Linked DNA regions of Mus musculus: regions 2 and 3 are each linked to region 1. The links are chromatin loops, found by intact Hi-C in ENCODE. Cell type or tissue: heart. All regions are shown on one strand. Links, peaks and the distances in the headings refer to the core of each region. The heading gives the core; the rest is flanking DNA. Region 1 holds the start of Gm16982 (predicted gene, 16982). Region 2 holds the start of Chid1 (chitinase domain containing 1). Region 3 holds the start of Ap2a2 (adaptor-related protein complex 2, alpha 2 subunit).

Region 1 (10,119 bases), core at 2,762-6,761:
GCTATTCCTGGTTGTCAACTTGACTATATTTGGAATGAACTACAATCCAGAATTGGAAGGCTCATCAGTGACCCTAATCTGGAGGCTGGGAGATAGAAGTTTCTGATCTGGATCTTGGTATGGAGATCTTGAGGCATAGTGGCTATGGATTCCAGAAGACAGGGAGATCTCTGAGTTCCACCTTCTGCTGGAGACCATATAAGGACACTGGAAGAAGGGTGTCTCGCTCTCACTCCTTCACCTGCTTGCCGTGTGGGACTGAGTAACTGCTAGATCCTTGGACTTCCATTCACGCTACTACTGAACCATTGTTGGGAATTGGACTGCAGACTGTAAGTCATCAATAAATTCCTTTACCATATAGAGACTATCCCTAAGTTCTGTGACTCTAGAGAACCCTGACTAATACAGAAGGGGAAATAGATTATAGTGTTATCGGAGGGGGGACTTAGCAATAACCACAAGAAAGTCCCAAATACCAGGGACCCAAGAGGGAGGACATTAGCCGAAATACCCAACAAAGGGGAGACAGAACCTATAGAGGCCATATCCAGTGGATAGGCATGGCTCCCAGTTGAGGGATGAGTCCACCCACCCACCTCAAAAAATATCAATCCTGAATTCCTCCTGTCAAAAGGAAATGCAGGAACAAAGAATGGAGCAGACACTGAAGGAAAGGCCATTCCAGAGACTGCCCCACCCAGGGATTCATCCCATCTGAAGACACTAAATCCAGACACTACTGGTGACGCCAAGAAGTGCTTGCTGACAGAAGCCTGCCTAGTATAGCTGTCTCCTGAGAGTTCTCACCTCTCAGGTCTTTATAAATAAAATAACCAATAAAAAAGAATATAGTGTTATGAAGCGATAAAGAGGAAACTGAAATAGTTAACAGGGTGGGGTGGTAGGAAGGGTCCAGGAGGAAATATGGGGACAACTAGCACTAAAGGCCACTTGAAAAAGCATATTGAAATTTAATTGTAGACAACTCCGAAAATATATACATATAAAAGGAATCTAAATGAAGTCACCAAATAACAGAACAGTGCTCCAACTAGACACCAAGAGCCACCAAGAGCCAGAAATGGGTTACATCTTGTTGAGCTATTGGCCAAAGGGAAGTCCCCCAGACACCTACTGGCTGCTCTCTACAACTGATGGCAAGGCCCTACTGCTGACGACAACACTCAGATCTCCTCACGCTCAGAAGTCAGGCTGATGCTTACCTAGAAGCTTCACCCCTGCTGACTCAGAGAACACTGCAGGAGAGAGAAGAAAGTAAGAGCCAGCGGGTCAGGTGAGACTGTGTCTCCTAGGAATGTCAGAGGCTGCCCCATACAGTCTCACCAACATGACCGCCAAAATGTGAGCTGACCAGTGACCACACTAAAGACACGCCAGCGTGGACAAGAAAAGCCTGCAAGGCCTCAGTCCTGCACAAACTACTACAGGCAATGGGGGAGCCCTGGACGTGGGGAGGCAGGCTTCCCGGGAGAAGCAGGGAGTGGGAGAGGTGGTCCTCCCCGGAGGAGCACACCAATCCTCTCTTCACTGCTGAAGGGCAGCCCTGAAAACACACAAGCAACATTATATGGACTTAACAGGATTTACTTAGAATGTGTATGTATTTAGAAATGTGTATGTGTGTGTGTATAGAGAGAATATATTTGTATTTATATACACATATAAATGCAATAGCAATTAATAAAAATATTATAATCTCAAAAATAAAAGAAAAAGGTGGAAATAAAAACAGAACATAGTTGGGTAAGTAGGGAGAGGTGGGAAGGGTCTGGGAGGAACAGGAGGGAGAAAACATGAACAATTTATACTGTGTGGGAAAAATGTTGTTTTCAATAGGAAAGAAAAAGGGGGTTAGAGGGCAAACCAACACAACTACACTGACAGATGCCACTGCACCTCTGCTGAGAACGCCAAGAGCAATCCAATGAGGGTGACTGAGAACCTGGCCAAAGCTGCAAGCCACATCCAGCCACATTCCAAACAAGGCCAACCCTTCCATGCACACAAGGCCCCTCTGCCTGCACTGCCTGCCTCGGCCGAATCTTGAATGTTCTCCAGTGTTCCAAGTGTTAGAGGCTTGAACTCTAGAGCAGCACTGTAGGTGGAGGTGAGACTTTGAAGGAGGGGGATCGGTGGGGGTCCTGCTGTTACTGAAGGGGGGCTGTGGACTGTGGTCTCATTTTGACTCTGTCTCCTGGGCTCAGAGTGAGCAGTCTACTCCACCATTTGTTCCCTGCTTTTGTCACATGCAATGTGTCAAAGCATGTGGCTTGCCCACAGAGGCCCAAAGCTTGCAGTCTCCCCAAACTTGGGTCAGAAACTCTAAAACTGTAATCTTTTAGAATCATCTCAAGGAGAAGCAAGATGGTGCAGCAGTGGCCAGTGTTTGCTGCCGAATCTGATGACCCGAGTGTAGTCCCAGAACCCATGTAGAAGGGAAAGTAACAACTCCTGACCTCCACACACATGCCAGAGGACATACAAGTGCACACTAACACAGAACAACAACAAAACAAAACCTCAAGGCTTTCACTGAGTAGACAAGGCCCCTGCCCTCAGCACCACCTTCCGGGAGTGAGGCACAGCTTCAACCCCATGCAGCCCCTCCTCCTAGGACCTCATTTCTTAGTCCATAGCTCAGCTAGTTACCACGTCAAGGAAACCTTCTTGCCCTCTCGTTATTTCAGGCCTTCCTTGGTGAATGGTGTGGTCAAGAAACAACTCAGCATGAGCCTCTAGCCCACTTAGCCCTTCCTCTTCAGACCCCTGCCACAGGGCCCTGGGAGGCAATCCAGCCAATGCCCACACTGCCCCTTCTTTCTACTAGTTCTTCAGGAAGCCTCCAATTGTACTCTGCTTCCAGAGTGACACATAGAGAGGCTATGCTCACAGTAGCAGCTGCTGTCCCACTCTTATTCCCTATATACTGTCACTCTAGGTCCAGAGCCGTGGAGAGACCAGTGTTATACCAAGTGAGGCAAGCCAGAGCCTCTTGTCTGTGGTCATGCACCTGCCTGTTTCTTCTCTAAGACACAGTCGTCTCATGTAAGCAATTTGCTGTACTACAACAATGATTAGGTGTGCGTGACCCTCTGACTGACCAGAGTCCACTTGAAACCAGTGCTGCATAGAGCTGACAACAGCTTAAACATTAACCTCTAATATGCCAGATGACACCAAGAAAACCTAACCAGCAGCAACTACATGTTCAAAATATAAGACTATCTTGGAGAATGAATATTAGCTCATCGTCTGGCACAGATGACCACACCCTGCACTGCCAGATGTCTACACTGGAAGGCTAGACAGGAAGCTGGTGCCAAAGAATCTGCTATCTACTGTCTCACAGACACTCGTGCAGGCCCGTCAGCCACTAAAAACCACCCAGCAACCATCCACTAGAATTCATGTCCAGAGCAGGGAGCAGCTTGGACAGCCCCTCAGGCTGCAGGACTCACAATTTCCTCTCGGATGGAGTAGTCAGCCGTTTCTAGGTAGCTCAGCATCTCAGCCACAATCTGCTGGGCGTTGCTCCGGTCACACATGGCGTAGAGCAGGTCCACTGCCCGCTGCCTCACACTCACGTCTCTTTCCGTCTGAGAAAAAAGACAGAGTCAGAGCCACTTCTATAAACCACAGGTTGGTGGATAGTAGCTAACCACTGCTATATATGAGTCCCTGAGTCTGGATGTATTTGTTCCATAGGAGCTGTCTTGGTGCACCCCACAGCACCGGCCCCATCGGGCAGAGTGCTGCCCCATCCCCAAACCCCTTACTGGGACCCCTTACTATCTATATGTGGGACCCAACACCTTAGGCCACTTGGAACCCACACACAACACACTGCCCTGTCCCCTCATACTTAGTCCACTCAGCGTGACCAGTTCTAGCTCTGTCTGTTCACTCTCCCTCCTCCCTAACCAGCTCTTCTGAGGACCACACTCTGGCCCAGTGAGCAGGTCACTGAGGCTTCTCCATTGTGTGGGCACAGACCAGCACCTTCCGTGTTGCCTGGGAGCTGGTTCCAAGGTTCTTGAGCCCCTCTCCAGGTGGTACAGGAGAGACCCACTACACACAGTGCTTGGGCAGCGCGGTGTCTGAGAGCAGCCATCTGTAGCTCCCTGCCGTGGTGAACAGTGCAGGATGCCTCAGTGCAGGGCAGAGGGCACCTAACGAAGGTGAGACTGAGACTTGTATTTGTGATGGAAGAGAACGACTGGAGCAGACACCCAGCCAGGACTAGGAAGAATGCAGCCTTGTGTTCAAGTCAGACACCAAAATGTCTGTTGATTTATACAAAAATACAGATAAGGGCCAGCCCTGCTTACTACAGCTTAAGACTCACCGAGATGAAGGGTCTTACATGTATGGCTCACTAATCAACTAACATGTAACATGGAAGCTAACATGCAGGCAATGTAGACAGTGTGTGCCATGCCAGAGGAACACACTACCAGGGTCACTCTCACATTCAGAAGGAGGTAAGAGACCAGGTAACCTCAGCTAGGTGCTTTAAATTCTGGAATTCTAATCCTTGAAAGAATCTAGAATCCTTGACAAGGAATTTTGTTGTGTAAGAGGTACACGGTCCTGGAGATAAAAACAAAATATTTCATCTTTCTATCAAAGAAAACTTTCTGTTTACTAACTACACTATGTGGCCTCCAAGCAGGTCACATGAAATCATTCCAGGAGACGGGAATGTGCTCAGCTGGCGCTGCTCCCACAACGGAGACACTCAGCTAAAGGCCCTCGGCTGGAGCGCTGTCCCCAGCTGCCACGTCTTTGAAGATAGCAGGCCCGGCTGCACTGCAGGAAGATGGACAGCTTCCTCGTCCAACTGCTGCGTTCACCCCAAACGACAGCAAGTGACGAGCGCCAGGCAAACACTCTGAGATCCAGACAGCTTGAATGGATTCATCTTAGGTGCCACACGAGGCACCTCCTAGTCTGACCTCCACATGGAGGCAGTGACACATGACCAACAAGGAGCACACCTTCAAGGCATTGATGACCGTCTCAATGTGGGTCTTGACGGCCTCGTGGGAGAACTCAGAGCTGGCCAGCGTGCACATGCTCTCCAGAGCCAGGTAGCGTAGGTTCGTCTCCCGGTGCTGCAGGAACTGGCCCAGCTGGTTGCAGGCGCGGACGAGCAAGTTTGGCTCACTGCAAGGAACAGGGGACATGATGAGGAGGGGAAAATAGTCAGGGAGGGCTGTGAGCTACAGGTGAGGACAGATGCAGTGGAGAGGTGCGGTGAGAAGGCAGCGCAGTGGTGAGAGGAGGCCCAGCGGGAGGCGCTGGAAGAGGTGGTGCATAGGACAGATGGCAGTCCAGGGAGGAAAAGCCTCGGTAAAGAGGACGCGAGGTGAGGAATGAGAAGTGCGGTGTGAAGTGATAGGACGGTGCTGTAATGAGGGGTCAGGGAGGAGGAGGTGCAGTGAAGAGGGGGTGACTTTCTAATGAATCTGCAGGAGCTCCTCTACTCCAGAGCAGACTCTGGAAAGCTCTGGTAGGCCAAGGCTTCACTTTCTTTTGTTGTGTCCAGGAAAGTGAGTTGGACAGCGGCCATGCAGGAAACTGGACCAGGCTAAGGCAGACAGTGAGTAACGAGGGCTGTGAATGTGGAACGTGGGCTAAACGGTCAACATTCCCTCTTACATACGTTTCTTAGGATGCTCTCCCTCACACCCTAAGTTTTGTTTTTTACAGTTCATTTTCAACCCTGCTCCAGTTTGGCAGACTGCTTTTGTCACTGCAACATTTATCTAAATGATGGAGCAAAAACAGCTGGTCCCAAACAGGCTAGAGTTCTGTCTGCTACAGCCTCTGGCAGAGACCCAGAGAGCAGTGCCACGGGCATACATAAGGGCACACAACCAGGACTGAGCATAAAAGAGCAGAAGCAAGATGCCTGCACTGTATATGACAACCACTGCCTGTGACCCAACCATGACCCTGTACAGAAGCTGGGAGTCATCACTACCACTGCCCCAGGAGACCCCAGAATACTGGAGCATTGCCTCTCTGAGCAGCGAAAGTCACACGGGTGTCCCTTCCTTTCAAAGAAGCTTCCTGTAATACTCAGAAGCAAAAAGGAGCTCTAGGGACGATTCCACAGCTATAAAAGTATCTATGGCAACGTCCCGGGGCCAGAGAGCTCACATGAAGTGAGCTCACAGCTCAAGAAGCAAGAGGAGCAGAGACCAAGGCTAGAATAGAGACACCGGTCAACATCTGCACAGACAGATGCCAACTGCCAGCCTCCACCTGCTGTCTCTCGAGAGGGATGCGCTGCTAGCAGGGCTCACCTGTCATGGTGGATGATCAGGCTGATGGCCTCAAACAGCACAGCGTTCTTGGCATTTGAATGCTGGACCTTCTTGGACTTGGGTGGCTCCTGGGCCTTGTTCAGGATGGTCTCCAAGCACTCAGTCAGGCGGCCACGCACCGCAGGGTCTTCTGGGCAGGACACAACTGTCGGCTGGGCTCCCAGGCCCTCATCCCACCAGCCCAGCCCCACACCCGGGCAAGAGGCTCCCGAGACACTGCCTGTCCTATGGGTGCCTCTGACAATTATTCCCAGCTGCAGATAAGAAGGGGAGCATTTGTAAATTGTCATGGGACAGCTCCCTGCTGCAGTGTCATAAACATGAGGCAGGGATGGAGCAGCTGTGGTACCTACACCTGCTTCTAATTTGGATGGCACTTAGACAGAATGTGTTAATCATAAAGTCCAAGGATTATGGGCAAAACCTCTACGGAGCTTCAGAGACAAGGGAGCTTTGCTCTCGGTTATCAACCCCAGAAACAAAATATAAAGCAACATAAAGAGAAAGAAGATTTCTAATTTGGTTCAAAGCAGAAGGAAAAGACAATGAGCAAAAAAATTGAAGCCAGTCATGTGGTACACACCTGTATGAAAGCACTTAGAGGGCAGAGGCAGGAGGATTAGGAGTTCAAAGAGAGTAAGTTCAAGGCCAGACTGAGTTACATAAGACCCTGTTTCATTAAAAACATAAGGGCCAGTGAGACCGCTCAGTGGATAAAGGCATTTGCCATCAAGCATAATGACCTGAGTTCAATCCTCAGAAACTACACGTGGAAGGAAAGAACCAACTCCCACAGGTTGCCCTCGGGCCTCCACATGCATGCTATGGCACGGCACCCACAAGGCACACACAGGCACACAGACAAAGTAAAGGTAAAAGCTATTAAAACAAAAACCAGTTACAGTGGTAAGAGCCTGCTATCCCAATACTTGGGAGGTTAAGACAGGAGGATTATAGGGAATTCCAGGACAGTCTAGGCTGTACAGTAAGAAACTATTGTAATAAATAAATTAATTAATAAATTAATTTTAAAAGAGGAGAAGGAGGAGGACAGAACAGAACCAAGGCTCCCAGTGAACTTTGTATGTGATACTCAAGTAGCTTGTGTGTGCACGTGTGAGGGGACAAAGGTCAGCCTCGGGTGCCATTCCTCAGGAGCCACCCACACCCACATTTTTGAGATAGCATCTCTGACTGGGACATGAGACTTGTAGTAGCTCACATTAGCTCCTCCATGTCTGCTTCTCTGTGCTAGAGAATGCACCACTATGCATGCTGCTGTATTTTAGACTGAGCTCAGGTACTGGAGTCTGCCATGCCAACACTTTACTAACGACCTCTCTCTGAAACACCTCCTAATAACCCTTTAACCCTAATAAACAAAGACTTTGTGCAGCTACAGGATAAATCCTCCTTGTGAAGAATCTCGGTGAACTGAATCTGTGACCATGAGTGGGTGCTTCGGGGAACACCAAGGAGGCAGGTAGGAGCATGTCACTTGTGGGCGGTGCTGCAAGAACACCCAGAGGGACTTCGGGGAACATTACCTGGGGGTGGGTAGCACTGCAGCAGTCTCAGAAGCTTGACTGACAGCCAAGGAGCCGGGACAAAGTAGTAAGTATAATCCTGAAGATCTGTTGATGCAGACGTCACAATCTGTAAAACAGGGGAGTAAGCGGCTGGCCTCACAAGACCCCACAGGGACCTACAGAAACACCGCACTGGCTCCCTGGGCCATACCTCTGAGAACAAGTTTTCAGGTATTAGGTATATCCAATGCTGCTTCCTATCCCCCCTCCAAGAGAAGCTGGCATGGCGACATCAGTTCACACTAAAAGGGACTATGCACCGCCTTCAGGGACATATGCAAATGCTTGCCAGCACAAGGGCTATTGGTGCCCTGAAGCACAGATGACCAAGGCTGCTTCCAAGCAACAGACACACAGCAACCATCCCTTAGTACTAGACACTGATACCTGAAGAAGGAATCAGGCTTTTCTTCATGGGCTAGAAAACAAACATTTGACCACACCCCAAAGCCCCCAGCCTGAGGCATGCTGAGTATGCTAAGCCAGGCACAGTCTCTACCTCCTAATCCAATATGGCCCCCAGCCTACGACCACAGCTGCCACCGCTATCTCAGCACACAGCCCTGTGTCCTCTCCACCTCGTTGATTTGCTTTGCTTTGTTTTTTGTTTTGTTTTGTTTGAGACAAGGTTTCTCTGTGCTACAGCCCCAGCTGTCCTAGAACTCACTTTGTAGACTCAACTAGCTTTGAACTCACAGAGATCCACCAACCTCTATCTCCCAAGTGCTAGAACTAAAGGCCTGCATCACCATGTCCAGCAACTTACTTCTTTACTTCTAGGGACTCAGGATTGTTCCGTCCCTACCTGTGTATACATTCAGCCATAATGAACATATTCTAGAAAGTTCATCCTAATGAGACTAGCTGGACTCAGGCTGTAGACAGCCCGGCCACAGGTAGCAGAGTCAGGAAAGAACTAGATAGGGAAAGAAGTGGACAGCAAGCAGCCAAGCCAGGCAAAAGAAGCCCCACAGCATCTCTGGGAGATGCAGAGACAGGCTCAATATGGTGTCTTTCCTATGTGTGCTTCCCAGCTACACCATGCTCAAAGATAAACCTGCAGCTTTAAATGTATTACAACAGAAAGACAAAACGCTAAATGTTTACGAAGAAAGACAACAAGAAGGCATAAACGAACAAAATAGGGGAACACAATAGAGAAGTCTAAGAAAATCCAAAGTGAAGACTCTGCAGGTCTTAGTGCAATCAATAGCACACACCTCAGATAAAGTGGGGACGAGAGGCCTAGACACAGGCCTAGGGTTCAATCCCAACACTGCCTCCCGGGGGGGGGGGGGGGAAAGGCAACAAAAAAAGTGGGCCTTGCTACTTGTGCAGATGAGATGAGCACGTGGTCAATGAGCCATGAAAAGATGCCCCACTTTATCACTAGGAAAATGTAGATCAAGATCACAGGACACACCCTACACCTATGATAAATATCAACAAAATCAAGCATGTCTGCACACTAGCACGGTGGTGCATACCTATAATCCCAGCACTTAGGGAGGGGGGAGAGAGTCAAGTCCAGCCTAGGCTACAGAGCAAAACCTTGTCTCAAAAAAAAGGGAGGCTGGATGGGTGGGCAAAACGCCTCACAGCCTAACAACCTGAACCCACATATGTGGGAGGAGCTAGAGAAACGTTTCAGCGTTCAAGAGCAGTGCTGCTCTTCTAGAGGCCCCAAGCTCGGCTCCCAGTATCCATACCAGGCAGCTCACAACTCTCTGTAACTCCAGGGAATGTGATGCCTCTGCACTGACATGCACATACCCACGTGCAGACAGACAGACATAGTTAAAATGAAAACAAGTCCTTTTTAAAAATGGAAGAGAACCAACTCCTAAAGTTGTTGTCTGGCCTCCGTGAGTCATGATGTGCACACACATACTCAGTGAGACATGAGTGAGGATGAGGAAAAATAGATCCTTTGTGTGCTGTTGCTAGAAATGTAAAGTAGTGCGGGTGCTGTGCAAACTATGTCAGTTCCTTTACAAAAATAAAATTAGATCTAATCCAGCAGGTCTACTCCCAAAAGACAAAAAAGCATCTAACGGAGACATTTACATAGCCACATTTACAACAGCACTGTCCATAGCAACCAAAATATGGAAGTAGTCCAAGGCTGAGGAGTTAGCAAAATACATATGAGACAAAACTATTCACCCCTCGGA
Region 2 (10,119 bases), core at 1,976-5,975, 73 kb after region 1:
AGCTGCTGACACCTATACACAGCAACCATCATGGCCAAGGTCAGCCAGGCCAGCCGTGTGGGACACAAACAATTTGCTGTGCTGGCCCTGGAGCTCTTTCCAGAAGCTTCCTCCTTCCTTCTTTCCTGGAATTGCTTATTCCAGCACTGAGAGAGGATGTCTCTGTCCACAGTGGGAGAGGGATCTGCAACACAGAGTGCTGGGATGCATCCATCCTTCTGAACTTCTACCCTTTGCACAGGGATGTCTCTAGATCCAGGCATGGTATGAAACACATACCTTCTAGATGACCCAGGCCAAGGACTTTGGTTAGAACATAGCAGAGACGTGGGTCTCACTGTCAGGCAGGGGCTTGTTGGTGCTGATTTGGCAAATGAGTGGCACAGAGCCACTTTTAAAAAAAATTTATTATATGTAAGTACATTGTAGCTGTCTTCAGACACTCCAGAAGAGGGCTTCAGATCTCATTACAGATGGTTGTGAACCACCATGTGGTTGCTGGGATTTGAACTCAGGACCTTTGGAAGAGCATTCAGTGCTTTTACCCGCTGAGCCACCTCACCAGCCCACAGAGCCATTTTCAAGACTAGGACTGTACCTTCACCCCACTGGGATGCTGTTGAGGACACCTCTTAGGTTGTCCCCAGGAAGCAGGCTTAGGCTGAAGATCCTTAGCTGCCCATGTGCATGAGGGTGGTATGTTCCCAGAACAAGACCAGAGATCCCATTGGTAACAGAAAGCCCACTGGGTGGACAGCAACTGCCCTGCTCTTGCCCACTTTCCAGTGCCAACTGCAGACAGATGGTGGCTCAAGACAAACAGCGTCATAATACCAGCCTGGGACCCACGGCTCAGGGTCAGAGCTTGGACCTTGGTCAGGACATCCCACATTGCTGTGGTAACAAAGACTGAGAAACTGACTAAGGTCTGGTTTAGTGCTCTGGCCAGGGGAGTTATACTCAGATTTACACTAAAGTTAAAAGAACTAGGAACAGGGGCTGGAGAGATGGCTCAACGGTTAAGAGCACTGACTGCTCTTCCGAAGGTCCTGAGTTCAAATCCCAGCAACCACATGGTGGCTCACAACCATCCATAACAAGATCTGACACCCTTTTCTGGCATGTCTGAAGACAGCTACAATGTATTTACATATAACAACAAATAAATCTTTTTTAAAAATTAAAAAAAAAAGAACTAGGAACTAAGATTCAGTTTGCTTGTTTATTTATAGGCAGGGTCTCAGTTAGCCCAGGCTGGCTTTGAATTTATTGACTATCAGATTTCAGTTATGAGCCACCATGCCCACATTTTTACAGTGACATTTTTACAGTCACTTTTAGATGCCTTTGTATAATATTTTACTCCACTTCAAACACAATTAAATAAGCATTTTCAAACTCTTTCTCTCTCTCTTTCTCTAAATATATACATATACATATATATGTAGATAGATAGATAGATAGATAGATAGAGTGTGTATGTTGCTATATAACCCAGGCTTGCCTTGCACTTATGGCCATCTTCCTTTTAAGTGCTGATATTATAGCGCCATGCATCATCACATCTGGCTTCAATTTCTAAAATGCCCCGCATTTTAGTACTTTGTTTAAATGAGCAACAATATCTCAGGAATCCCAAGAATTTGAATTTTTAAAAACATTAATTCCTTGGGCCAAGGGGCTGACTCACTGGGTAAAGGCACTTGATTAGAAACCTGACAGTCTGAGCTGGATCCCCAGAAACCACATGGAGAAAGGAGCGCCAATTCCCAGAAGTGGTCCTTTGACCTCCACATGCCTCCTACTGCTGCTTGCTACACACACACACACACACACACACACACACACACGCACACCATATAATAGATAAGTAAATAAATAAAAATTTAAAACATCTTTTTCAAACAAAAATAAATAAATGCAGAAAATCTAAAGTTACCTCAAATACTGCAGAAACATTAAAATTGGAATGGATTCACTAATACGGAGTGTTAATGCTTTAGTTCTGATTCTCTTGGTCTTTTCTATCCATCTTTCTGTATTTTCTGTGTGACTAAAAGGTGGCTAAACACTTGAAATCAGTTTGGGGCTGGAAACATAGTTCATTGGTAGAGTGTTGGCCAAGTAGGTGTTTAGTCCTGAGTTCACTCCTAATACCGTGGAGGGGAGAGAAGCCAGTGTTCACCTACACACACATACCAGAGATCTGGGGCACCCTTTGTCAGGCTGTGCAGGTGAGGGCAGGGCAGACTTTGTGGGTACAGCTCAACAGGCTCCTGAGCATCTGTCTAATGGAACCCTGAAAGGGGCTGGTCTTGAGTTCTGTTTTTCTCTCCTTTCTGTTCTTAAGAGTCTGCAACACAGACTGGGAGTGGAATCCTTAGTGGACTTTGCCAAGTCTTTAGCTCAAAGACCTCTTACATCAGTCAGATCCAAATGCCTTCGCTGGTTTAAAAGAATGATGGTCTCTTTAGTATTGCTTGGACTGAACAATTCTCAGGACATCCACCTCTCCAGAGTTCTGCCCACTTGGAATCACTGTTCTGGGCATTTGTTCCTAGTAGGGTGCTGAGCTGGATGCCAGGAAAGCAGATGGTGATGCACAGCATGCCTTAGCATACACACCCAGCCCCGCCCCTGTAGAAAGGCTTGGGGGACAGCTGGCAGAAAATATGGGGAAGAGAAAGGAGGAAACGTGATTCGGAAGGAAGAACACGAAGCTCAGCTCAGTGAGAAACCTCTGCAGCAGCAGGAATGGGGAAACAGCCGCACTGCAAATCCTGGAACAGACCATAGTGGAGTGGGCCAGAGGGTTTAACTGGGTGTGGACAGGCCAAATGTGGTTTCTGCAGGAAACTGCTGGGAACAGCAAGGGATGGGGGTGGGGACTAGTCAGCTTGATGAAAAATAAAAATGCTGGTCACGTGTGCTTTCAACCCACTCGAAGAAGTGTCTGGGCTCCTCTTGCTAAAGCTGAGATGGGGGTGGGGAGCGTGGTGTCTGCCTCTGTGGGTTCTAGCTCCTACAATTTGCAAGACCAAAAACGAGGACCAAGACAGCTCTGGGATTTAGGCAGATAGAATGTTCGCTGTGCTAGGCCATCTGGAGAAGGATGTTATATTGCCTGGAGCAGTGTCTCTACTGGAGACAGTGTAGTGGGCACTGCAAACCTATAGATAGTGACAGAAATGTGGCAACTGGGATAATGTGGAGGTTCAAAGACTTGGCGCACAGTCTGTCCTGACACATCTGGGAGACTACGGAACTGACTATGCGCATAGTGACCCACGTCCCCCATACTTGACAGGGATGGGTTCCCAAGACCCTAAAGGCCTTGGTGGTCACATAAGTGGACGTAATGTAGACTTCAGCACAGTGCTGAGGCAGCCAGCCATCAATCCCGGAGAGGGGATGTTCAACATCACCACCAACTTCTCTGGGAGGATTTCGGGATCTGACCCCACTATTCTGCTGTACGACAGGCCCTTGATCAATAGAGGGACTGGCTGCAGGAGCGGAAACAGCACCTACGGCTACGAAGTACACGTTCCGCACACTCAGCTCTGTCTTCATCCAACTGACGGTCCCGATCCACTCTCAGCCCTTCTCCAGCTCGCCGGTCGCTACGAGGCTCCACCTCTAACTCCGCCCTCCAGCCATCTCGGTCCCGCCCCATCCCAGCGTGCCGTGCGCAAGGCATCTAGGAAGCTGGCGTGGCGCAGCGGGAGCTTGTGGAGGCCAGTGGGCGGGACTTCCGGTTGATTAAATCGTCTTCCGGCCGTGCTTGATGGGTCTGGCCGGTCTCCTGACATGAAGGTGAGCCCGGCTGTGGCGGCAATGGGACTGCTTCATCTTCCGCGTCACAATGCGGGAACGTCGGGCAGCGAGGCTCTCCCCGGACAGAACGGGCAGAGTGTGAGCGGGAAGGAGAGGGCACGGATGAGAGCAATATGGGAGCTATGAATGTGAGGGCGAGGAAGTGAGTGAGGATGAGAGGGTTTGAGGGGGAGAGCGATCGTGTCAGTGTGAGAAGAAACAGATGTGAGGGTGAGTGGGAGCTCGTGCGGAATAAGCAGATGTGAGGGTGAGCTGGTGGAAGAAACAGATGTGAGGGTGAGTAGGTGTCAGAAAGCAGGTGTGTCAGCCTGAGAGTAAGGGCGTATGTGAGAGAGCGAGCGGGTGTGAGGGCCCGAATGGGTGAGGGGAGATGTGAGAACATGGACTTTATTAGGGGTGAGAAAGCGAGTGGGGATGAGTATGAGCAAGGGTGAGAGAGTGTTAGGGTGAGAGCAGGTATGGGAGAGAGTGTGACATTGTTCTTTAGTAGAAGTGTGAGCGCCAAGTGTGTGACTGTGAGGAAGCTTTCGAGCCAACAGTAATCTGAGAATATGAGCGAGCACAGGCCGTTGCATAAAATCAAGAGAGCCCGTAGCGATGGCTTTAATCCTAGCACCCGGGAGGCAAAGGCTGGCAGATGGATCTCTGTGAGTCCGAGGCCACCCTGGTCTATAGAGTGAGTTTCAGGTCAGCCAGGGCCACATAGCAAGACCCTGTCTCCAAAAAAGAGTTTGGGGGTGGGGCAAAAGAAGCCGCAGGAAGCACGTGTGAACAGCACAGTAGTGAATGTGTTAAGTTTATGTATGTGCCAGTGTAGCTGGATATGAAGAAACATGGGTGAGTGGTGTATAAAGGAGTATAAACATGAACCAGGATGTAAGATAACGAAGTCAGAGATTTCAGATATGTGAGTTAGTGTGCATAGCTTGTGGAGCCACAAATGAACGAACGATGACATGAGTGTGCAAACGAGTTAGCAAGGCCAGAGTGGCTGTCGGGCATAGAGAATGAGCTCTATGTGGAGGGCCCAGCCTCAGGTAGGAGGGTATACAGCAAGTTGTATGGGTTCCTTCAAGTTTGCTAGGTACATGAGGCCTTACCCTCAGCGCAGCCTCAAATCTTGAACACTCTGTGATGGAAAATTTCCAAAGAACTTTCCACAGATCTCTAGACTGGAGCCCAGGGAGGCCCAGAGACAGTGTGCTGGTGACAGAACTATAACTTGAGCCATCTTATCACAGTCCTGTTTGCATTGCATTGTATAGTTGGGATGGGATGGTAGCCACGTGCCCCATGGCTTGGTGGGCTGCCCCCTGTGTTGGTTTCCTTATCTGTAAATGGGAATAACATTTATGCCTGCCTGAGTCCTGGTCTGTGGAGAGAACTTGTGGATAATTCACCAGGTTTGGCATGCAACATATGGTCAATAAATGTCACCTGGGGTTGTGATCATCCTGCTTCTTACGTCACCTTCATTTCCAACCATACACTCACCCACCTCCTCATATGAACAGTTCACTCCAAAATGTGTTCTCAAAAATGAAAATGTAGGCTGACCATCATACTTGCTGTAAGAGCAGTGAATCTATTAGAACTGAAGGCTGAAAGTATGGCCCAGTATTTTCTTAGTATATGGAAAGCCATGAGTTCTAATTCCCTGCTCCTACAAAACCGATATTAGGCAGCAATAGTAAAAGGTGCTCAGGATACATCAATCGGCATCCCACAAATCCTGCAATACCAAAGCAGGAGCTTAGTGTGAGAGCCAAAGACCATCTCTGTTGTTATTGTTGTTTTGAGATAGGGTCTCCTGTAGCCCAGCATGGCCTTGAACTCAACTACATCGCTAGAAATGTACAACTACATAACTGAGAAATGACCTTGAACTCTTAATTTACCTACTTCTACCTTCCAAGTGCTGGGATCACAAATGTGATCCACTATGCCCCATTTAAAACTTGTTCTTTTAATTTTTAAAAAATTGTTTTTTATTTTATGTTCACTGGTGTTTTGCTCAAAAGTATGTCTATGTGAAGGTGTCATCTCCTGGAACTGGAGTTGTAGACAGTATGTTACACACATAAATGACCTTGAACTCCAGTCCTCTGGAAGAATAATCACTCTTAATCACTGAGCGATCTCTCCAGAGTCCCTCGTCCCCATTTAATGTTTTCACCAACTTATTTTTATATGTATGTGGTTTTTGCCTGAATGTATTTATGTGCTCACAGAAGCCAGAAGAGGGTGGTGAGCTGCCATGTAAGTGCTAGGAGTTAAACCCAGATCCTCTGGAAAAGTAGCCAGTGCTCTTAACCGATGACCATCCCTTTGGCCCCCACAGTTAATTCTTGTTTTTTTTTTTTTGTTGTTGTTGTTGTTTTTGTTTTTTGTTTTTTGTTTTTTGTTTTCTTCGAGGCAGAGTTTCTCTGTATAGCCCTGGCTGTCCTGGAACTCACTTTGTAGACCAGGCTGGCCTCGAACTCAGAAATCCGCCTGTCTCTGCCTCCCAAGTGCTAGGATTAAAGGCATGGGCCACTACCGCCCGGCAGTTAGTTCTTGAGAGAGAGCTGAAGTGGACAGTGCACCACAAAATTAACACCAATTCGATTCTTTAACTCTGCACATGCACAGCAGATTGTACACATAATTTATACACATTAATGCATTTCTTTGTAAAAAGCACCTGACATGTCTTGCTTTGAGTCTGCTTGAGAAACATTTGAAAGCTTCTCCTATGACTTGTCAGCCTCACTAAGACAGTCCTTCCAGTGGGGAATGATTTGTAACCCCAGAGTTACGAGAAGTATAGCATGTTCTCCGTTGTTAGCTTGGTATAAGCAGAAGCCAAGACTCAAGTAGGCCGAATTTATAACATTCCACCCTGTGTACAGGGTGTGCTGCCCAAAGGACAGCCATTAATGCTGGAAGACAAAACACATTTTGATGTAAGAATGCTATGAGACCCTAGGAGTCTGCTATGTGAAGAACATGACAGAGAATGTGCCCTAATGGTCGTTTGGGCAGTGGGAGCCATGGAAGGTGCAGTAGCTTGGACACCCTTTATATCATTATACATGCCTCACCCTTGTATACCCTTAGTAGTCTAGAAAGTTGGGTCACCCCACCCCTTCTTTTTAACAGGGTTTCTTTGTGTAGCCTTGGCTGTCTTGGAACTTGATCTGTAGACCCAGCCTTGGAGATCCACATTTATGAGCGTCTAGGAACATGGTGGTAGCATTGATTTTTGTTCTGCTCCACTTCAGACACAACCCAACGAACCTATCTTCCTCTATGTGTCCAGAGAGACCCCCACCTTTTTGGTATTTTGGGGTTTTGTTTCTGGGTTTTTTTGAGATAGGGTTTCTCTGTGTAATTGCCCTGGCTGTCCTGGAACTCACTCTGTAGACCAGGCTGGCCTCAAACTCAGAAATTTGCCTGCCTCTGCCTTCCAAGAGCTGGGATTAAAGGTGTGTGCCACCACACCCAGCTAAAAGGATTTATTTTTTTAAAGCACGCGTATATGTTTGTGTCTCTGTATGAGCATCTAAGTGTAGGTATTTATAGAAATAAGAATGGAGCATTGGATCCCCTGGAACTGGGGTTATAGGTGATTGTGAGTACCTAACGTGTGCTGGCAACCTATCTCTGGTCCTCTACAAGAGTCGTATGTACTCTTATTTGCTGAGCCATCTCCTCAGCACATCCCACCTCTCTTTGGTCAGTGGGTATTTGGGGTAGTGCCCAGGGCCTCATGCGTTCTAGAAAAGTGGATTACTGAAAGAAATTCCCAGCCCTTCCCCCCCACCCCTTTTATTTTGAGAAAGGGTCTTGATAAGTAGCCCAGGCTGGCTTAGAACTCTGTAGTACAGACAGACCTTAAACTTCAAGTTCCACGTGGGATTATAGGCCTGGGCTACCAGGCTAGGCCTTCCTTCACCCTTTCTGCCTGTAGGTATAAAGTCACAGGTCAGGGAATAAGGAAGTGTTTGGCAGAGGGACTTTAGACTATGTGAACAGTGAGCAGCTGCAAGTCTAGGCAACAGATAGATCAGTAGAGACTCAAGATCACAGGCACCTGGACATACTCTCAGTCCTGGACAACTTACATCAAGTTTCTTACTTCTTTCCTTCTGTGACCCAGTTTTTCACCCAAGGGACAGAAGCCTTGCTTATGTAGGAGCTAAGGCTAACAACATCCCTGTGAGCTAGGATAATCATAGTCCCACTGGCCAGGCAAGGTGTGGGTGGGTTTTTCTGGGTTACTGATCTCAACCTCATACTGTGGTTAGGATTTCCCATTCCCTGGGGGTATGGGCCACATAATCTAAGCGTCACAATTGTGAGGGCCAAGTGGTAAGCTTGGGTAAAGTGAGATACAGGGAGTTATTTTCTCTTATTTCTCATTTTGTTGTAGGAGAGAAGCTGGTGGGGTGGGAGACTAGGGTGAGAGAGTCCTGGATCTTACTCCTCTAACCAGCCAGCTTTTATAACAATCACTGCCTTTGCTGGAGGCATCAACCATCCAGCATTATTTTATATATAGTTTTTTTAAGTTCTCAGAGCCTCAAGTCTAGGCTTTCTTGTGGTCTGCCCATCTTCTAGTAGAATCTTCCTGGCTTGCCTTACTCAAAGACCACTTGTTAGTCATAGCTTCATACATGTGTGTTGGTGTTCTGGAGTGTCAAAACTTGGAGGCTTATTGCCACAATCCCAGCTTTCCTCAGGTCGCACCAGGAGCAGCGTCAGGGAAGTGACAGCAAAAGGAAACAGGAGGCCATGGGAACAGGCAGTGGGGCATCAGGGTGGACCTGCCTCTATGCTGCAGCTAATGGCTCATACCCTGCCTGGCTGGGCTTTCTGGAGGCTTTCAGCGTAGGCTCTGGCATCCCTAGGTGCTCTTGACCACAGGGGAAAGCTTTATTGCTCATCTGTTGGGCAGTGGTCTGGGTCAGCCTCCACAGAATGTTCCTGGGCTTTTGCAGCTCCCTCACTTGATCTAGTAGACTATGTGTTACGAGGGACACGAAACTAGGTGGATACACTTCTGCACACCTTATCTTGAAGTCCCATTGAGGGAATGACAGCCCACCTGGGCAGTGTCTATCCAGAATTTCCTAAGATCTAAAAGTGAATTATGCAACTAAAAAGAAATGACCAATAGTTCCCTATCTGCTTCTGGTTTTGCTCCTTAGATACTTTCCTGTGTGAACATATGGGCATAAAAACAAGGCTGTTAGGCTTAGGAGGCTGCAGCAGGAGGATCTTGAGTTGGAGGCCAGCTGAGATGTTCCTAGCACGATCCTGTCTCAAACAAACGAAAACCGACTCTTCTGCGGAAATGCAGTTGTGTGGTGTTTTTTACCTTGGTTGCAGACACCTCCATGCTTGTCTGTGTTCCAGTATCAGAAGTGCCCAGTCCCTAAGCTCAGTTCCTGTGTGTGGGACATCCTTGAAGTGGAACTTGTAATAGGAAGGAAGTGTATGGTGGACACTGTGTTTATGGCCACATTGTCATTCAAAAAAAAAAAAAAAAAAAACCCTTTCCCAGCTGGAATTCCCACTTAGCCCAAGAGTTAGTTTTCCCAGTTAACCCTTCACACACTGATTGGAGACACCATCGTCTGTGTTTGCTTCTTTCATTTCTGGGGCTCTAAGTATCTCAGTATTTGAAACCTGTTCTTGTTTTTATAGTGGGGTCTTGTTTCCTGGGATGTCTTTGTTTATTTGTTTGCTTATTTATTTTTGAGACGGAGTTTCACGTGGCAGGCTGGCTTCCATATCCACATGTGGCCTTGGGACTCCTGATCCTCTTGCCTCTAACTACATCAAGTTCTGGGTCACAGACATGTGCCACCACACCTGGCTTTTTTTATTTGTACTGTTTCTTTGAACATTGTGGATAGGAATTTGTCAAATGTGTCCCAAGTTAAGTTTTTCTGACTAACTTGTCTTTAAATTTGCCTTTTATCTCCTAAATAAACATTTTACTTTAAATATTTTTAAAATTTGAAACAGAGTCTTGCTATGTTGCCTCAGCTCTAAGCTCCTTGGGATCAAGTGAGCTTTTTGTTCCAGTCTCTCCAGCAGCTAAGGTTATAAGCACTTAACACAGTACCCAACTTTGAAAGTTACACATTTTAAAATTTTTATTTCTTTTTATTTCATGTGCATTGGTGTTTTGACTGCAGGTATGTCTGTGTGAGGGTGTCAGATCTCTTGGAACTGGTTTAACAGCTATGAGCTGCCGTGTGGGTTCTAGGAATTGAACCTGGGACCTCTGGA
Region 3 (10,119 bases), core at 2,557-6,556, 51 kb after region 1:
TGATATTCCCAATCATATCGGATTGCTGATAAGTCAGCAGCAGTTCCCAAAGTCAAGTGCCACTTGTCTGGGGGTGCGGCTCGTCCTCAGCACTGCAAAAACCAATAAGACATGCTAAATAAGTCCTATATGGCTCTCCTTCATGGCCATCACTTGTGAAAAAGCCAACGAAGATTCCAAACGCCCAGTGTCAGAATGGTTTTAGTTTCCTTGGAACACTATCAACACAACAGCCTGCATGATGTCAAGGACCACACTGAGTGAAAAAGCCCATCTCCAAAGGTCACACGCTGTACAATTCCATTTATGTGACATCCCTGAGATCACAAAATTACAGAGCTGGTGAGCAGATTAGCGGTTGCCATGGTGGGAGGCGGTGGGTGTGGCTGTGAGAACTAATGCTAGGGAGCTTCATGGAGAGAGCAGAGCAGTCTCTCAGAGGTGGAAGCAACTCGAAGCTCACAGTACACAGCATCACTCACACACTCACACACACACACACTTAGATACACATGTTTACAAGTAAAATTACTGACATCTAGGTGCTGAAATACTCGGGGCCCTGAGATCAATCACCAGCACCAAAAAAAAAAAAAAAAAAAAAAAAGTAAATAAATACACAAACAAAATAACGAAATCTAAATACCCCAGTGTTTGGTGGACTGGAGAGATGGCTCAGTGGTTAAGAGCGCTGACTGCTCTTCCAGAGGTCCTGAGTTCAATTCCCAGCAACCACATGGTGGCTCACAACCATCTGCAATGGGGTCTGATGCCCCCTTCTGGTGTGACTGAAGATAGCAATGGTGTATACATTAAATAAATAAATGAATCTTTAAAAGAAAAAATATCCCAATAGTGTACTAATACTGTCAGCTTTCCTGTGTTGAAAATATCGTAGTTACAAAAGATGTCCACATCAGGAAAGGTAGAGTGGAGGATACCAAGGGCCTTCCTGCCAATTTCTTCACAACTTCCTATGAATTATTTCAAAATAAATTATCTTAAAACTTGGACTAAAAACAAAAAAAACAAAAACAGATTTTTTTTTCATTTTTAACGTTCAGTGGGACACACATGGCACAGCACACATGCACAGTGTACCTGGCAGCGGTTAAAGTACAATTCGGGGAGTCCGTTCTCTTCCACCACGTAGTATCCAGGGATGGAACTCAGGTCACCAGGCCTGGCAGCTCTTGTCCTTACCAGCTGAGCTATCTTACCAGCCCAAATCAGCAGTTAAGAACACTGGCTGCTCCTACAGAGGATGCAGGTTCAAGTCTTAGCACTCACATGGCTACTAACAACTATCTATAACTCCAGTTCCAGGGATCCAACGTCTTCTTCTGACCTCCACAGGCACCAGGCACACATGTGGCAGACAGACAGACATGCAGGCAAAAAATTCATACACTGTGTATGTTTGTAAGTATGTATGTATGTACATATATATGTTATAGTGTGTATGTATGCATGTGTTGTTATTTAAAGAAGAAAAAAGAAACAAGCTGAGATGGCCCAGCAGTTAAAAACACTTGCTGCTCATGCAAAGGACACGGGTTCTGTTCCCAGCACCTACCAACCATCCTGGGGAGATCACAACGACCTGTTCTAGGAAATTCAAAACCTTCTTCTGGCCTCTCCCAACACCTCATGCACATGATACACATATAAACAAGCAAACCCACAAACATATAAGTAAAAATAAAAGCAAGAGAAACAGAAGAATGTACAAGGTTCTGATATACTGAAATCATATTACTAAATTCACAGGCCTTGGGTGAAGCAGACCAGGAAAAAACATGTTAGTTTTATGAGACTGAATTTGTCTGTTACCTGAGCTGCAGAGCTGCAGGCCTCGGTGACATAGGAGCAGGTTGGTGGCTGCCTATGCTAAGAAAGTAAACTAGTAACCAAGTGCAAACAAGATGCAGATCCTCCCAGCTCACACATCCTTTTGTCCACCGACCCTCCCCTCTCAGTGTTCATTCAACACAGGCCTTCAGAGAGATACCAGATTAAAACCAGACACGAAACAGACTTTGAGGACACATGAGCTCATAGCCGACCCCTTGAGAACCAAGGCTCACTGGCTGGCAGCTTCTAGCTCCAGGGTTGGTAGCAGAGCCAGGATCCAGCACTGCACCCTAGGGACTGACCTAGGACTCCCTCTCCACAGAGTTACCAGCCACTCTCATCATGAGAAAACAGTAACCACAAAAGCGAGAAAAGCGAGAGCAGTGACACTCCCCACCTCCCATGGCCTAGGGATCATGTTCACGCCAGCTCTGGTCCCCCCCCGCTCAAGTGAGAATGTCTGTGTCTTGCTTGGGGCTGACTCACTCACAGAGCACATATTGTACGCCAGACACTGAGGGGCACGGACGGGTGGAGTGAAGAGCAAGGCACAGAGGGCCCTTGCTTTGGTGCTTCCTGTACAGTAGGACATAAGATTCCCCTGGAAGAGACAACATCACACCATCACAGAGGACACTGCTCCACAGGAGAGGGAGGGCCACAGTGTCACGGGAGACCTGACAGCTGAGAAAGAAGGCATTCTGAGAGAATGGCTAGGTTACACAGAAACCTGCACCCAGAGAGACCCAGATACCAGGTACCCTGTCTTCCAACAGCTCCTCTAGGAATGGTCTTGTACATTCCATACAACTTTGGGGAACTATTTACCACTATTTCAACTGAGGCACTTGGTGTTGCCAAACATCCTCTAAAACATAGAACTGTCTCCCCACAACAAAAATCAATCATCCCCAAAGATTAGCTATGCCAAGGAGGGATGGCTTCTCTACCAATCAGCCAGTAAGTTATTTACCAAGTTCTTACCATGTACCACCTCTGATCAAACACAGGGCATGTCTAACAAGTGGTAACCTGTTGGGTGAGAAACTGGCTTTCACTCTCAATGTCCTGCACAAATGTAACCCTCTTCAGAAGGATGGAGCTGGGGAAATGGTTCAGGGGGTAAAGATACTTGCTGCCACACCTGAAGACCCACATGATGAAAAGGGGAAACAGACTTCTGAGAGAGACGTCCTCTGACCAGAACACAGGCACCATGGCTTGTGGGTGAGTACACATACACACACAACACAAACACTTATAAATGTAATTTTTTACAAAAATTTTAAGAAAATAACAGCTGGGCGGTGGTGGCGCACACCTTTAATCCCAGCACTTGGGAGGCAGAGGCAGGTGGATTTCTGAGTTCGAGGCCAGCCTGGTCTACCAAGTGAGTTCCAGGACAGCCAGGGTTATTAAAGAAACCCTGTCTTGAAAAAACCAAAAAGAAAAAGAAAAGAACAAAATGCTTCATGACTATGAATGTTATTGTCTAAAATTTTGGTAAGCCCTGATCCAAGGATGCCTGTATCTTTGCAGAGCAGGGAGGGACAGAAATCTACCTCTTCCAGAGTCCTACAGACCCAGGCAAGCTGGGGTCCTGCACACAGTCTTAGGGAATACAGTATAAATTTAAGTGTTAGTGTGACGACACACTGGGCAAAATTCCTCAGGAAGCATATTAATCTCTAAAGTAACAAAAATCATGGAGTCAGCTATTTGCTGGATACCAAGAAAAAAATAAACTGACAGGAAAATGGCTTTTCTTCTCATCAGTAAGGGGGTGTCTGATAACCCTCAGAAGTTTCTGTAAGCCAAAGTCCTGGGCACCCGCCCTGCCTGACCTTTAACCTTCCGACCCATTTCACTTTGAGCAGATTTTTTTTTTCCACCCAGGGGACACTGGCTACAGAACTGCTCAGCGGAGAAGCAGGCGCAGCTTCCAGCATCCACACCCGGCTGCTCCCGGTTCCCTGGGGGAATGAGTCACTTTAATCGCAGTGGGTGAGATCTAATCATCGCCCAACATGCCGCCTGAATCAGGTCCGAGAGACGTATAGTGTCCCTATCCCCGCCCAAAGAGAAATCCACGCTGTTTTGGAAAAGGCTGGGTTAAAGGCTCCATTACTAGAAAGACCAAGATGACATCATGCTGGGGAGGGGCGTCTAGGGCCGGAAACCCCTCGACTGTGCCACAAACCCCACAGACTCCCCACCGCGCCCCGCACTCCCATCGCTACACCTAGATCTCAAGACACCTAAGCCCCGCACCTCAGTCTGAACACCCACAGGCAATCTCCCAACTGTCCAAACCCATACATGCAATCACTCTACCAGGGGTCCGCACCCCAGATCTCTGCCTAACATCTCTGCTCCTACCCCAACCCCACTGCCAGATTTGCACCTCCAGGACCCTGCCCCACTCACCAGCACGAATCTTCACTCTACACCTCATCTTCGGGTCAGGACTTGGGACACCACCACCATCACCCCAGTCTGGTCCCCCCGCAGCAGGCTACCAACTCCCGCCAGATGTGCACCCAGGACGCGCGCTCTGCACCCTAAGCGCCCGCGCGGGACCCCCGCCCCACCGCGCGATCTGCACTCCACAGCCCTCCTTCTCAAGCCTGAGCGGACCCGCGCACCGGCCCACACCCCTCTCCCCGTTCCGGCCGAACCCCCCAGACCCCCGGCCGCACCTGCGGACCCCCGGCCGCGCCCCCGCTCAGGCCCGCCCGGCGTCTGGCACTCACAGTTGCGGATGTCGGAGATGAAGACCGCTAGGCCTCGCATCCCGTCCCCCTTGGATACGGCCGGCATCTTTGCGCCCCGGGAGCGGCCTCGGCGGCGGGCTAGAACAGCACGGGCGCGGCGGTCACGCCGAAGAGCCCTGGAGCGCGGAGCCGCCTAGCCACAGCCGCCTCGGGCCCCCGAGCGCCGCTCGCTGGGCTGCGCGCGCGAGCACGCACGACGCACGCGCTGGCGCGCACGCTGAGCCTCGCGCCCGGCGACGGGCGGTGCAAGAGAGCGTGCGCATTCTCGCGGTGCTGGGGGGCGGGGGGAGGACGAGGAGGATGGGGGCGTGGCGCGGGATAGAGCCGGATTGCTGCTTGGAGAACCGGAGCTGTGCGGAGCGCGCAGGCGCTACACCTCCTGGTATCACCGCCTGGTGAAGGATCCTTCCAATGTATACCGGAGTAGCCCCGATCTCGCTCTCACGGGTGAGCCCGGCTTTACCTAGACAGAGACACTGACACCAGTGCGGGATCAACCCAGTGTCACACAGGGGTGTAGGGGAGGAGCGGGCTGCACTAGCACCTACAGCAGTCAACCTTTGCCTGTGCAAACCGGCCCCAGAGCCCTGGCAGTTGGACTGACCTACCCCAGGCCACCGGCGTGGAACCGGAGTGAGAGGCGTTTACAAGCCTCTAAACTGGGACAAAAGGAAGCGCTACTCCAGGTTCCTACTTCCCTTACAAATGGGGAAACTGAGGCTTGAAGCTAGACTGACCACTCTTGCCGAGGTGACTGTTGTCTGGAGTACAACCTCTCAGCATTCATCCAGGCCCCTTTGCTTATTGCTTCTGCTCCCCTGTTCCCCTCTCTAGCGAGGTGGCCCCATTGGATCCTTCCTATGGACCCATTTTGCAGAAGAGCGGGATTGGCCCACCACTCCAGGAAGTGGAGATCATGGTGGCTCTTCCCTAGCTCTCTTCTGTGAAGAGGAAGCTTCACACCTAAGGTGGTTATCATGATCCAGACCCACTAGGCAGAACTCTCTGTCCCTTGCTTTTATACAGATGTGGTAGAGCCTAGTCCAGAGAATAAGAGGCACGACCCTCCTATAAATCAGGCAGTCCACCAAGGTCCCAGGACTGATGGAAGAAACTGAGAACATAATAAGCCAAATCTCTGGTGAGGCTGCTGAATTTGCCTGACTTTTTAAGAGGTGAAAGAGCCAGCACCAGAAAATAAACTTCCTCCAGCTTGTCTGCACCATCAAAAAGATGCTTCTGGGCCATATAAGGAGTGCTGGACAGGTGGCAATAGGAATCCCATTGCTTATGCCCAGACAGGAATGAGACTGCAGGAGATTCTCAGACTCCTCCATTGTACTGACTCTGAGAGTCACCACAGCCATCCTATAGTTAGTATTTTAAATAATTTCATTATAAATTATTTATTGAAAGGGGTGTGCAATGTGGAACTCAAAGGACACTTTGTGAGAGTCAATTTTTTTCCTTCCACCTTGTGAGTCCCAGGAAGCACCTTTACCCACTGAGCCATGTCTAAAAAATGGTTAATCTTGGTTGTCATATTGGATAGGATCTACTACACTCATCATGAAAACAAACATCTGGACACACCTGTCAGGAAGTTTCTAGATTAGTCTGATTGAGGCCCACCATAAATATAGGCTGTAAGGGTCCTGAGCGGAATAAAAAGGAACGGGGTGAGCAACAGCATTCATCTGTTTCCTGGCTGTGGTGACAATGTGACGAGCTGCCTGAGCTCTTACAGTCATGACTTCCCATTCTGAGAGAACATATCCTCCAACTGTGAGCTTCTACAAAACCTTTTCCTAGCTTGCTTTTGTCACAGCAAAAATAAATAATAATAAAGTGTCGCACAAGTGTGCCACATCAGGCCTGACAAGTGGACACAGGAAAGACTCCACCTATGGCCAGTGCCACCTATGGCCATCTCAGATACACAAGCCACCAGATCACTTTCCCCACACCGAAGCCTTGAACCTGAGCACATGATCCTTCCAAACCACTCACTGAAGGAGAGGCTGCCATTGGTAATGTGCCTTGAGAACAATTCTGTTTAAGTTGTCTGAACTAGAGACTTGTCACAGTATTTTCCCCAAAGACAGATGGTACTGAAAGCCCTGCCTTCCTCCACAGGTTGGAAGGGCGCTGCAAGCTCCAACTGCAGTTTGATAGAGGGGACAGCAGAGCATCCCAGACAGACAGCCCTGCCCTGTCTCATTTCCTATGCTCTCCTAGCTCTGCTCTTGCCCGCCTCCAGTCAGTTTTACAAATGACCCAGTTTCCTTCCTGTAGCTTCTTCAGTAAGTTACAGATAATGAACCTTATACAAAATCTTGGGGTTCTCTGCCTAGTACAGGTTTGGCTAGATCCTGATCATATTGAAGGGCAGGAATGCAGAAGTCCTCAGACCCAGTGGCTATCTTTGTGATTAGATGACTACCTGTGGTCATCAGAAGTGACAAGGGGGCATGCCCCTTTAACCCCAGCACTTGGGAGGCAGAGGCAGGTGGATCTTTGTGAATGTGGGGCTAAACTGCTCTACAGAGCTAGTTCTAGGACAGTCAGGGCTACACAAAGAAACCTTGTCTTAAAAAAGAAGGAGAAGGAAGAGGAAGTAGAAGAGGAAGAGGAGGAAGGGACAAGTACTCAGGAAGGCCAGCTCCTGAGAGCAGAGTAACCCCTGCCACAAATGACGTGTAGATATGGAAGGATTCAAAAACTCTAAAGTGGTAATGGGTGTGGCTCAGTGGTAGAACATTTTTCTTGAATATATAAGACCACTCGTATGATCCCCAGGACCACAGGAAAATAAAATAAATTTCAGTGAGCACGGCAGTTCATACTTTGTAATCCCAGCTATTTTGAAGGCCAAGGAAAAAGGATTGGAGGTATAAGACCAGACAGGCAAGTTAATGAGACTCTGTCTCAAAATTAATTTTAGTTTAGACAGGGTCTCATGTGGCTCAGGCTGACCTCAAACTTGCTGTGTAGCTGATACCGGCCTCTAAAATAATCTTTTAAAAGGCTGGTGATGTAGTTTAGTGGCAAAGTGCTTACTCAATGTAGAGATCAGGCTGTGCCCTGCTCTAAGTTACTACATATTATGTGGAACCATGGCTTTCAGGCTGTGCCTTGCCTTGGGTGACTCCATTTTACAAGCAGCATTTGGCTGTATTCTGAGTGCAGCTATAGAGGCAGGAAGGCTGTATCTCACTCATGCACATAGGCACCACCACCTTTCCAGCACCACCCATGAGGCACAGACTGATAAATAACATTCCTAAGAAGTAGCAAAGTTACCACCTTTGAGCTTATCAAAGTGTATTGGAACACTCTCAGAAAAGTGTAGCCTTGGGGGGGGGCAGTGAGGGATATGTGTGTGTACACACATATAATCCTAACACTCAGGAAGTTGAGGCAGGTGAATCTCTAAGTTGTAGGTCAGGGCTACACAGCAAATTCCTGTCTCAAGAACCAGTGGCAGGGGGGTGGGGGAGGGGGGTTAGGGGTAGCAGGCCTTTTAAATGTATTGAATACACTAGACCAAAAAGGATATACCAGACCCTTACCTGTATCACTTAAAAGAAGAGATACCTAACATTCCCGTGGCAGCAGTGTTGATAGAGATAGGACCCAATAAACTGTCTTCTGACCATCCTGTGTAGTATGTGCCTCAAGGGATGGATATGCAAAAACACCCCTTATTGTCCCCTGGGGCTTTGGCTCAGCATGATATCTGACAATTTGTCACTGCCCAGTCAAGTTCCAGTCTGTCCATCAGTCCTGGACTCCTCTTTCCGTCTGGACCCTGTCCTGCCCTTCATCTCTGTGGCCCTGCTCCTGCCAGCAACTCTCCCTCCCGCTGGGTTTGTAATATCTTATCTAGCCACATGTGTATATGCTCTTGGCCTGTCTTCCGGAAGACCTCTTTGAATTCAGAGCCCTCTTTCCCTCTTTTAGTTAGGGTTACTATTGCTGTGACGAAACACCACAACAAAAAGAACAGCAATTTGGGGAAGAGAGGGATTGTGGTTAACACATCTGTAGTCACAGTCCACTAAGGCAGGAAACTCAAACTTGGCTTTAGCTTGTTCAGCTCTCTCTCAGTTTTTCAAGACAGGGTTTTTCCGTGTAGCCCTGGCTATTCTGAATCTCAATCTGTGGGCCATGCTGGTCTTGAACTCACAGAGATGCACCTGCTTCTGCCTCCTGAGTGCTGGGACTGGTGTTTGTTTTGGTTTGTTTGTTTTGTTTTGTTTTGTTTTGTTTTGTTTTGTTTTGTTTTGAGACAGAGTCTCCTATAGTCCAGGCAAGCCTCAAACTCTCTATTTGAGCCAAGAATGAACTTCAACTCCTAACTGTCCTACCTTCACTTCCCAAAGGTTACCACACCCAGCTCTCTTTAACTCTTTATTAGACATCTGTAACTAACCTACATTCTGACATTGTGTAGAGATGTACACATGTGCTTTGCTAAGTGTTATGAGTTGTGTGATCTATGATTTAATATTAATAATTAATACTAGGCCGGTCGTGGTGGTGCACGCCTTTAATCCCAGCACTCGGGAGGCAGAGGCAGGCAGATTTCTGAGTTCGAGGCCAGCCTGGTCTACAAAGTGAGTTCCAGGACAGCCAGGGCTATACAGAGAAACCCTGTCTCGAAAAAAAAAAAATTAATACCTGAAACAAATAAACAACACTAGAACTAAAGGTCAGTTGGTAGAGTATTTACCTCACATATACAAAGCCCTGGGTTTGGTGTTCAGTGGAACTTAAAACTGGGCATGATGATGGTACATACCTCTAAGTCCAACACTGGAAAATGGAGACAGGAGAATTAAGAAGCTCAAAGTCAGGTTGTCTCAGCAGTTAAGAGCACTGACTGCTCTTCCAGAGGTCCTGAGTTCAATTCCCAGCAACCACATGGTACCTCACAACCACTTGTAATGGGATCCGATGGACTCTTCTGGTGTGTCTGAAGACAGTGACAGTGTACTCACATACATGAAATAAATAAATAAATCATTTTTTTAAAGGAAGTTCAAAGTCATATTCTGCTCCTTGGCAGATTCAAGGACAGCCTTGGCTGTATGATAGCCTTTCTCCAAAAATAAAAGATTGGCATAAAAGAAGCTGTGAAGCCTGGAGAGATGGTTTAGCTGTGAAGCCTGGAGAGATGGTTTAGCTGTGAAGCCTGGAGAGATGGTTTAGCGGGTACGAGCACGTGTTGCACTTGTAGAGGACCTGCGTTCAGTTCCCAGCACCCACATGGGGATCTAGTATCTCTTCCAAGAGCATCAGGCACACATATGATATACATATATACATGCAGGCAAAATACTCATACAGATAGATACATCATTTTTTTTTCAAGTGAAAAAGAAAGAACCTGTCAATTACTGTCAAGAGAAATTGGGACTACTTAGTAAATTACAGGCAGCAAAACTGATGTGACTTGTAAATTTATTGTCGATAAAATCTGACACAG

The links. Hi-C counts contacts between places; a loop is a spot of excess contacts. Peaks named below come from ENCODE experiments on the same cell type or tissue, not always from the same donor. Only the 100,000 strongest peaks of a DNase experiment are listed, where the experiment ranks them.
Region 2: a loop joins it to region 1, with 2.4 times the contacts of the local background. A loop is called at or near these places in 7 of 42 quality-filtered maps.
Region 3: it touches region 1 in a loop (3.0-fold over the local background); 8 of 42 quality-filtered maps call a loop at or near these places.

The regions. Positions count from the first base shown.
Region 1 is chr7:141,607,700-141,617,818 of GRCm38, reverse strand. Ap2a2 (adaptor-related protein complex 2, alpha 2 subunit) reads right to left here. Exons shown (of 22, transcript NM_007459.3): 7 at 7,904-8,012; 8 at 6,336-6,483; 9 at 5,022-5,190; 10 at 3,483-3,620. Gm16982 (predicted gene, 16982) reads left to right here and starts at 4,072. Exons shown (of 4, transcript NR_040337.1): 1 at 4,072-4,202; 2 at 4,697-5,114; 3 at 5,573-5,626; 4 at 5,737-7,753. In heart, for the core only: no CTCF peak of the experiment used is centred there; DNase peaks (open chromatin) are centred at 4,808, 5,578 and 5,918.
Region 2 is chr7:141,533,470-141,543,588 of GRCm38, reverse strand. Chid1 (chitinase domain containing 1) reads left to right here and starts at 3,761. Exons shown (of 13, transcript NM_001142681.2): 1 at 3,761-3,816. In heart, for the core only: no CTCF peak of the experiment used is centred there; DNase peaks (open chromatin) are centred at 2,758, 3,678 and 4,558; H3K4me3 peaks cover 2,484 bases; H3K27ac peaks cover 2,033 bases.
Region 3 is chr7:141,556,915-141,567,033 of GRCm38, reverse strand. Ap2a2 (adaptor-related protein complex 2, alpha 2 subunit) reads right to left here and starts at 4,854. Exons shown (of 22, transcript NM_007459.3): 1 at 4,608-4,854. The coding sequence starts at 4,674. In heart, for the core only: a CTCF peak has its summit at 4,985; DNase peaks (open chromatin) are centred at 3,963, 4,873 and 6,363; H3K4me3 peaks cover 2,323 bases; H3K27ac peaks cover 2,202 bases.